2 separate regions of the Homo sapiens genome follow, and region 1 is linked to region 2. Evidence: chromatin loops called from intact Hi-C (ENCODE). Cell type or tissue: MCF 10A. All regions are shown on one strand.

Region 1 (5,000 bases), 300 kb before region 2:
AGCACTTTGGGAGGCCAAGGTGGGTGGATCACTTGAGGTCAGGAGTTCAATATGGACCATCACCATGTTGGTCAGCCTGGCCGACATGGTGAAACCCTGTCTCTACTAAAATACAAAAAAATTAGCTGGGCGTGGTGGCAGGTGACTGTAATCCCAGCTACTCGGGAGGCTGAGGCAGGAGAATTTCTTGAACCCAGGAGGCAGAAGTTGCTGTGAGCCAGGATCGCGCCATTGCACTCCAGCCTGGGCAACAAGAGTGAAACTCCATCTCAAAAAAAAAAAAAAAAAAAGACAACAGTTGAAATAAAATTGGAAATAAAGTTGCACTGTCCATTTTGTAATGTTGTTCATTTTAACAAAGTGTTTTGAAAAAAAAAATTTTATAGTGGTAGTGTATTAGTCTGCTAGGGCTGCCATAACAAAACACCACAGACTGGGTGGTTTAAACAATAGGAATTTATTTCTCACAGTTCTAGAGGCTGGAAGTCCAAGATCAAGGTGCTGACAGCTTGGCTTCTCCTAAGGCCCCACTCTGTGGCTTACAGATGGCTTCTTCTTGAGGATGGCCTCAAATGGCTTTTTCTCTGTGCCTGCATGCCTCTGATACCTTTTCATCTTCTTATAAGGAAAGAACAAAGTCATATTAGATGAGGGCCATACCCTTATAATTTTATTTGACCTTAATTACTTCTTTAAAGACCCTATCTCAAAATATAGTCACAGTGGGGGTTAAGGCTTCAATGTATGAATTTTAGGGGAACACAATTGAGTTCATAACAGGGAGCAATGCCATTAATCAAATATTCTGTAATACCTTCCCCTTACAGAAAAAAATAAAACCGTATGAAGGAAAGTGATAACGTTGTCACTTATATGTGATATCAAATTATTCAAAATATAAATTTATATGTGAATAATTTATATGAAATATCATTTATAGGTGAATGAGTAAATGAACATAAAATAACCATTAACTCTGCTTTTTGACCTATCTTAATAGAACCCACAAAGATTTAGCAAAGGAACAGCCAGGCAGGCTAGCAAGTCACACTCTTACATATTGTTTTCTGGAACAAAGAAAGATCCAGCATGAGAAATGCCAGATGGGACTGCTGCCCTTGCCCTTGTATATGTTCTCGGGTCAAATTGACAAATTTGGACTTTGTTCTCTGGAAATGTGGCTTCCATATTGGAAACAAACCTGAATCTTACTTAAATAGCTCAATATGCAGAGCCACAAGACTGAGGCACTTTAGTCACAAACATACAATAAAACAAGAATACTCTAGTATTGGTGCACAAATACAAGTAGAGGTATCCTTACCCCCTTGTGAAGATCACACCCATTTTTTAGAACATGACTTTATGTCCAATTGGATCACTTGCAGTGTTCTCATTTCTGAATTTTTTTAGTGCTTTGGATTAGGGTAGATAGATTTAGTAAATAAAAATATAGAGTGCCCAGTTAAGTTTGAATTGCAGATAAACAATGATTTGGTTTTTTTTAAGTATAAATATGTCTCATATAATATTTGGGATGTACTTATACCAAAAAATTCCCTTGTGGAACATACTTATAATGAAAAATTATTTGTTATTTATCTGAAATACAAATTTAACCATGAGTCCCTTATTTTATCTGGCTACCCTACTTTGGGTTCAAGAATGAATTTTCTCCCCTTGCAACTCCCTGCCCCCCAACACTCTTAAGCTACTGTCACCAACTTTGTAAATTTAATTCCCTAGTCTTAATTTGGTGCTGCCTTTAACCTCTGCCCCAATGCATGAAAACCTCGGGCTTCAGGCTTCCTTCTATTGGGCTGCTTTGATATGTGGTTACAGAATCCCTGTGCTTAAGTATTACATCTTTACATCATATGACAGCATTAATATACATAAGGTACTCAATAATATGGTGAGAAATTTCTAAACCTTGAAATTTCCAAGCCCTGGGCTCAGTTTGCTCACTTATAAAATCAAGGGAGTGGATTCAAGGTGTTTTCCCCAAGGTTTCTTCTAACAATTCCATGCTACTAGTCTTTGAAATGAGTGTTCCATTAATGCTCTCATTTGCCTTGTAAAACCTAAATTGTTCCCATTTTGGATGAATCCGTTCCCGCCCCCCCCACCCCCCCCCCCACCCCCCCCGCCGCGGTAAGTAGTGTTTAGATTACTCAATTAATAGTTTCACCTTTAAAGATATTTAACTTAAATTCCTTAAGGGCCAAAGAACACACTTTTCTTTCCACCCCTACTTGCACCAGGCTTTGCACACAGTGGGTGATCAGATTATGTGATCATGATCATGGACAATGTTGAAACAATCCCTTTGTGGTGAGCTCTGACTGTCAAAAATAATTTTTGTTATGAACCTAAGCCACCTCCACGGTTTAAGACAGCAATCTGGGAGCCGCTCATTGTTCTCTTCCGCCATCTAGTGGCGCTAGGGCTGCTTTCGTCCCTTCAACTCGCACTTTGGAGCTGCAGGGATTTTAAAATTGTAAATCAAATGGATGAATTGTTTTATTCTTGTCATTACAGTAAAAAGGGATTTATAGAGTGTTTCAAGAGATAAAAGGTAATAAATGTTAATAAAATTTAAGTGTAATACAATGGCAGACTTTAATTCTTGAACCTTTAAATTCATACAATTTAATTCCTTTAATATGTTAAAATGTTAAGTTGAAATTGAAGAATAAAAATATAAACTATATTAAAGTTTTTGAAAGAAAGATTATCCTTTCAAGGTGCGCTTATATACTGGTTAAGAATGTTTTCATATAAAATAAATGTAATCATAGCAGATGTAAAGCAAACAAAGGGAACAAATAAAATTCTGGTAAGTATTGAATTGGTAGAGAATGTTTCCGTTCTGTATTTAAGCACTTGTCTTCAATTAAGTTAGAGATTATTCTCATTATTATTTATAAATGCAATACAATGTTTAATGAGTGTTGAACGATATTTAGTTTTAATGTCCTATAATCTGGAACTTTCTTCAAATGGCATTATAGAGGGGTTAATTGTGTGAATCTAAAGTAAAAATAAATTTCTCTAATGAATGAAATAAAATATTTCTGAAGTGTGACTTATTTCCCATTAAAGCTATTTTTACTGAATAATTATAGGAAATGTTTCTGACATTTTAACATTATTCTGGCTTTCTTTTGATTTTAATTTAAAATGCCAGTGCTATTATGAAGTATTTAGATCTTTCTAATAAAAAATATTTAATTGGAATACCATTTTGTTTTTAATACAACGATAAGCCAGCTAAGAAATCTCCAATTTGTTTTCCAGGGTGGAAAAATCCCCATAAGGTGGACAGCCCCAGAAGCCATCGCCTACAGAAAATTCTCCTCAGCAAGCGATGCATGGAGCTATGGCATTGTCATGTGGGAGGTCATGTCCTATGGAGAGAGACCTTATTGGGAAATGTCTAACCAAGATGTAAGTGCTACCGATAGTTAAACTGCCATTTTGTGAATGTAAACACATTAGCTTGAGGGGGAATTATGCCTTTTGTCCTCACTCAGATTGGCCTTTATCTTCCTGAGAACTTCTCATGGTCTATGGCTGAGTTTGAGAAGCTGAGTAACCTTTCACTCTGAGCTGTATTTGATGTCCTCAGGGACAGCTGCCAGGCTGTGCCATGTGAGTGCCTGATGCACATGTTACATCTCAGATTTCCATGCTTGTTCTAATGAAGTCTGACTGTGTTTGTGCAATAGCCTTGACCTACAAGTAAGACAAAAGAAAGAGTAATGTTTACTTTTCGTTTCTTCCTTAGGGCAATTCAATGCAGCACTGTAAAGAGCAAATCAATTTAGACTAGATATCACTTAGAGGGAAAAAAGTGAATGCTTTCAGGCAATGCATTATCAATATGTGCCATCTAGTACGGTTCTTTTGATATGCATGACCCCTAATGCAAACTGTTTTGTTTCTATTTTATCTATAAAACTACCTTGGTGGTTGATACTATAATATTATAGAACAGGAGAATTCACACATTGAACCCCTGTGACCTATCCACAGTGATAGAGACAGTATTCAGAAGATGCAGATACTCTGACAATGCAAATAAGTGTGCTGTCAGAGCTGACATTATATTTTAAGTTCCCACTTCCTCATCTCGAAATTCAGGCTTTGTCTACTCACCTGTTCTTCTCAAACTATAAGATGGTTTCTGATACAATGGTAATAAGAAATCACCTATAATGTGATTCTGAATGTTCATAGGTGAAAACAAAGGCTACGTAACTATAGATAATCCCTAAACACTATTGCCACATCTCATTTATTTTTGCCAGTTTTAACACAACTTAAGCAACCCACACACACCTCCACACCTCATACTATCCCAATCTCAAGTTGTCCAAGTATCTTAAGGACTTAATCACAGAGAAAATTTATCCTTTTCTAATGTCAGGCATAGATAAGATTGGATTTTGGTTGGCTGGCCATGGCTAGTGTTTCTCCCTGCCATACAGTACTGCTTTTGAAGCTGACTCCTTAGTACTGTGGGTGTCTACTGACTCTGTGGAAAATGCTAGGTCCAGAAGTTAACGTAGCAGCAGGTTTGAGGCCAAACACACTGCTCAGTCATTGTTCTCCAAAGCACAACATCAAACTGCAAAGCCAGTGTGGCTGGGCCCTACAGAGCATTTGGCCTTAAGGACAAAGTGCATCATAACCAGCAACCTTTGCTCCACCCCCGCAACACTTAGACTTTTTGGATCTGGGCCATTTGCCTACAGTCTGCTATTCATCAGGGAATCATATTTGAAGGACTCCTTTGCTCTTCCCTGCCATTGGGCTTTGTTTGGGGCAGTTCCTGGCTGCTTTTCCAGTTTTTCCTAAAACTGAATTCCAGAGGCATAAATTTGTTCCTTCACTTTCAAAAGGAACCCATATTTGGGGATTTTGTTTGTTTGTTTGTTTTAACCAGTTACCTTAGGTAGTAAAAGCCCTGGTTTCAGTCACCATAATTCCTCTTC
Region 2 (5,000 bases):
TCGAACTCCTGACCTCAAATGATCCGCCTGCTTCGGCCTCCCAAAGTGCTGGGATTACAGGCGTGAGCCACTGCACCAGGCCGTCATTTCTGCCTGGTTTGAGCTCCATGTCCCACTGCACCTTATTCATGGGTTTGAGGAACTGTATTACGCTCTAGCATTCTTGAGGATAGAGTAGAGAGTGAGCAGCATGTAAAGCCAAAACGCAGAATCAGAGTTTGGGAGCCAGATAAAAGCTCCAAAGATCGTTCTTTTTACAAAAAAGGAGCTGAGTCACAGATAGAAGGTGGCAATAAAGCATATGGATTCAAATCCATGGAATTTGTAGCCATATAAACCTGAGTTAGTACCAAACTTCTGTAAATACCTCAACTCCTCATGTAATCTGTAAAACAGAACTAAATATATGGTACCTACTTTTTGGGTTGCTGTGATTATGTGAAAGGAAGCTTGTCAAGTCCTTAGCCTAACCCCATTCAGATGTATTAAAACCAACTTACATGTTATCTATCTATTGGATCAGTAATAAATGTAACAGTGTAAATAATAATTTTTAGATAATTTTATTAATTCAGTACCTAAAGCATTTAAAATATAGTGAAAATTAAATAAATATTAACCATTACGATGATTGTGTTGATTTCTCAGGATCACTAACTAGGTAGTAGCACACACATTTATAATCCTTTTTGTATATGGCAAGATATAGCATCTATTTGGTTTTTATGCAGGCTGGAATAATGAGGGCTAAATAAAAGTTATACATCTGATTTGTATAATGCATTTAAAGTTCATTATATAATATATCATCTAATCTTTTAATTATAGCTGCTTTGTTAGCTAGAGAGAGCTGATTTTAGCTCCTCTTGACACGAGGGAGTGCATACTCAGAGAGGTTACAACACGTGCCTGAAACCCAAAGTTAGTTAATGATAGGAAAGTAGCCAGATCCTTCTGACTCACAGTATAGTCCTCTCCTTTGACAAGCAAAGACTGTGCAAGCAGCTTTTATAACTTTAGCTTTTGTCTTGACTCTGTAGCCAGTATCTGCATACTGAAATGATTTCACTTTGAAGAAACAAAGAAATTATCATCTATAAAACTAAAACAAAAAAGCCCTTAGTTATGGGAGACGTAAAAGGTGGGGAAAACATAAATAAAGAAAATGAGCTGCAATTTATAACCCAAGTTAAACAAAAAGCTCCCCTAAATTTATATCCTCCTGTTTCCACATAATGAGTCAATTAATCTTCTAATGCTTTATAAAAGTAAAAAACACTGCAGTAGCAGCTGGTTTTAATGTTAAAGCTAATTAGGAAGACACATTAAGGCAAGAGAAGTGCTGAAGTTAACATTTAGCTCAAGAGGGAAAAAGTATGTGCGTGTGTTTGTGTTGCGGACAAGCATAAAGAAAGAAGATAAATTAAAGCTTGTCTTTTATATTCTGCAGTCTGATTTCCCCAAGGAAGGCAGCCATGAGAACAGAGAAATGGGTCACTGGTATAAGAAGCTGTTCTGACCAAGACAGGCAAGAGAAGGTTAAGGGGTGTCTTTCACAGAGCTACCAGACTGACACTTCTGACTGAATTTATGAAGATTTTTCGGCTCAAACTGACTAATCACACAAGCCATTTGGACACCATTTCACCCCAGTATATGATTGTCAGAAAAATTTCTTAATCATGGGATGATTTGCCGCCTGCCACTAAGTAGCACATTTCAATTGCATTTTTAACAACCCTACGAAGTCGCCTCGGGAAAGAAAGTATTTTTAAAAAAATGCATTTTCATTTAAAAAAAATCTTTAAATGTATCTCTAACAGATCAAGCACAGTGGAAATTTCAGGTCAATTTCATGTTTTTCTGGACGGGGGGAGGACGAGGTAGGGATGGAGAATGAAGGCATACATGTTTTAAGATAAGAGAGGAGAGTTGGCTCTCCGTCATCTACAGGAGTGCTTCTCAAACTGTAAGGTTTAGGGGAATCACTGCAGAGTTTTATTTAGAATCCTGAGTTGGGGCCCGTGCATCTGCATTTCTAACTCCCAGGTGATTCTGCGGCTGGTCCATGGACCACTTTGAGTGTCAAAGCCTCTCTAGACCGCACTTGGTTCAAGGTCTACATTCAAGGATAGTCATTTTTCTCTCAATCTTTCTTCCTTTACATGGCCTCAAATAATCTCCATAAAAACCCTTTCCTCTAGGATAGGAGCGAGTTTAACTGAGAAATCTAACCTGACATGAATTAGGGCAGGTTTTTGAATTCGTGTTGAAAAGAGCTTCCAACTGTGGCTCCGGAGTGGCCAGTTTCAAGCCATTCCTGTGTGACTGGCGCCCCCTGGTGGCCGAAAACCCAGGGACAGGCAAATGTATCGACTGAAGATTCCTGCTTGTTATATGGTGGTAGGGGAAATATTTTAAAGATCTTTTATAGAATCACAGGGACCAAGGTACAAAATATCTGCGTAGTAGTTGTAGAACCTATTATATAAACTTTGGGAAAATTTGGCTGGGGAAACACAGTTGAGAACGGTCGTAAGGAAGATACATAAGAGAAGTAGTGAAGAAAAGTAAAAAAAGATAAAGAAATAGTCTCAGAAGAAAAAAAGAGACATATTTCTAAACCTGCTTCATCTCAAGGCTTCTGAAATCTTAAATTATGATTCAATAAGTGTGAAAAATGCTCTGCAAAACAAAAAATTAAACTCACCATGATTTCATCTGATGCTGATCACCTAATACAGTGATCACCTAATACAGCGATTCTCTGGCCTCAGCCTCCCGAGGAGCTCTCAAATTGTGATTCTCAGACCAGCAGCATCACCTAGGAATTTGTTAGAAACGCAAATGGTTGGCCCCACCCAGATCTAGTGGGTCAGAGACTCTGGGGGTGGAACCCAGTAAGCTGTGCCTTCAGAACCCCCAGGTGATCCTGATGCTCACCAAAGTCTGAGTCACAAATGTGATGAAATCAAGGTTAGACCCTTAGAATTGGCCGGGTGTGGTGGCTTACACCTGTAATCCCAGCACTCTGGGAGGCCGAGGTGGGTGGATCACCTGAAGTCAGGAGTTTGAGAACAACCTGACCAACAGGGTGAAACCCTCTCTCTACTAAAACATGCAACAATTAGCTTGGCCTGGTTTCACGTGCCTGTAATCCCAGCTACTTGGGAGGCTGAGGCTGGAGAATCACTTGAATCTGGGAAGTGGAGGATGCAGTGAGCCGAGATCGCGCCACTGCATGCCAGCAATCCAGCCTGGGTGACAGAGTGAGACTCCGTCTCAAAAAAAAAAAAAAAAAAAAAAAAGAACAGGAACCACATGGATTTCAGGAAATTGAAAAAACAAACAACCACCCCCTAAAAAAATCCAATCCTCAACGTGAGAATATTTAACATACGTTTTTGTTTTGCCTGTTAACAAATTAGTTCTCTGCAGTACCTACATGCCTATTGTGCTTCCCTTGGTCATAACCACATCATGAGAAGAGTATCCCCCGCCCTGAACACTTGCGGTATTCGTTATTCATCAGAAGGCTGTATCTGTTATACTGCCAGAGGATCTTTCTTCTCACCCTCATCCATACTTCCCTCATCTCCACATCTCTAGGATTCTCAAAAGTTGTCAGTTCAGGAATTGTGGAAGTGGAAGGCTCCATCAATGAAAGAAGAATCAGGATGGATTTAGCTGTAAGCCAGAGAGTTTAACCTGATGATTTCACCATATCCTGTGTATTGTTGGAAAACTTGGTACCCTCAGTGATGCAACTGTGTGTACATTAAGTAGTCTAAGGAGAAGAAAGTCTTTGTTCCAATTATGTACCTGTAATATGAATTTTCATCTTCTTTACCTGCCATCGCAGCTCAGCTCTACCACTTTCTGTTTTCATGGCCTTGGGCAAATCTCTTAACCTCTCTTAAGACCCAGTGTTCACATTGCAATATTAAGTATCATGACAGTGCCTATTTCATAGGATCACTGTGAGGATGGAATAAGATAGTACATTAAGGGGTATTCTAACACTTGATCAATCTTAATTGCTAGAAGTGATAAACCGTTTTTAAAAGACAATTCAGCAGAGTACGTTCAGAGGAAGCCATGGCATTTGCCATACTAATTCTTCCCCCAAAGCATGGCATTCTAGCTCATAAGAATATTCAATAAGATTTTATAAATAACATGTATCCAATTTAAGGATTTTAGTTAGAAAATAAGTTGGTGTATAGGCAACATATATCCATTCTCTATTTATGGAACACATACTATTTACTACAGTGTGCATAGTAGGAAAATGAGTTTTTTTGGTCAATTTAAAATGGATAACTCATCAATTGTTCTCATTAAAGAGAAGGTGATTGTAAAAGCCTTCTTTTTTTGTTTTAAACTGATGGACTTTACTTGCATTTTGGTCTTGTTTTAAATTTTCACCTCCATTTTGACAGTGCAATGGGTTTTGAAATGAATTTTGAGAGGATAATACTCACCTCCAAATCCAGGTCTCATTGCGAAATCGTTGTCCTCTATATGGAGAAGTTGCTCATATTTCTGAGGCCGCGCTTTGGTACTGTCATCTTTCTTCATTCTAGTTTCTTGTTTGCTGTTCCCCCAAAGGGAAAAAAAAAACTTCTGAGATACATATGCTTCTGGATATTTTGATTTAGGTTAGCCATCTGTGCTCAACATAACATGTTCTGAAATACATACATAAAAGCTCATTTTCTCAGTTCATATTAAGCCAAAGAGCTGTCAACATTTGTTCTTTATTATATAAGTGTGGAGCAAATAAGGTAAACCAAATTTTGGAGCACATTAAGTGACAAACTCAGTTGGATTTAATGCACAAACTCATATTGTTTCTCAGAATACGGTTTTTAGACCTGGAAAATCCCAATTACCTGAGTGGAGGTGATCAAAACTCAGATTCATGGACTCCTGTCCCAGATCAACTAAATCAGTCCCCTAGGAAGCAGGGCCTAGTAATCTGCACCTGAACAAGCTAC

Evidence for each region. Hi-C counts contacts between places; a loop is a spot of excess contacts. Peaks named below come from ENCODE experiments on the same cell type or tissue, not always from the same donor. Only the 100,000 strongest peaks of a DNase experiment are listed, where the experiment ranks them.
Region 1: a loop joins it to region 2, with 10 times the contacts of the local background. A loop is called at or near these places in 14 of 110 quality-filtered maps.

Annotation. Positions count from the first base shown.
Region 1 is chr3:97,716,961-97,721,960 of GRCh38, forward strand. It overlaps EPHA6 (EPH receptor A6), which reads left to right. Exons shown (of 18, transcript NM_001080448.3): 15 at 3,301-3,450. It overlaps LOC124906256 (a long non-coding RNA gene), which reads right to left. Exons shown (of 5, transcript XR_007095973.1): 4 at 3,533-3,738; 5 at 439-618. Among named protein-coding and RNA genes, the nearest start is that of ARL6, 45 kb to the right of the region's middle. In MCF 10A, a CTCF peak has its summit at 2,455 (motif pointing left); a DNase peak (open chromatin) is centred at 2,421.
Region 2 is chr3:98,021,083-98,026,082 of GRCh38, forward strand. It overlaps GABRR3 (gamma-aminobutyric acid type A receptor subunit rho3), which reads right to left. Exons shown (of 10, transcript NM_001105580.3): 3 at 4,485-4,597. Among named protein-coding and RNA genes, the nearest start is that of GABRR3, 12 kb to the right of the region's middle. RefSeq lists an enhancer at 2,239-2,288. In MCF 10A, a CTCF peak has its summit at 2,349 (motif pointing left); a DNase peak (open chromatin) is centred at 2,319.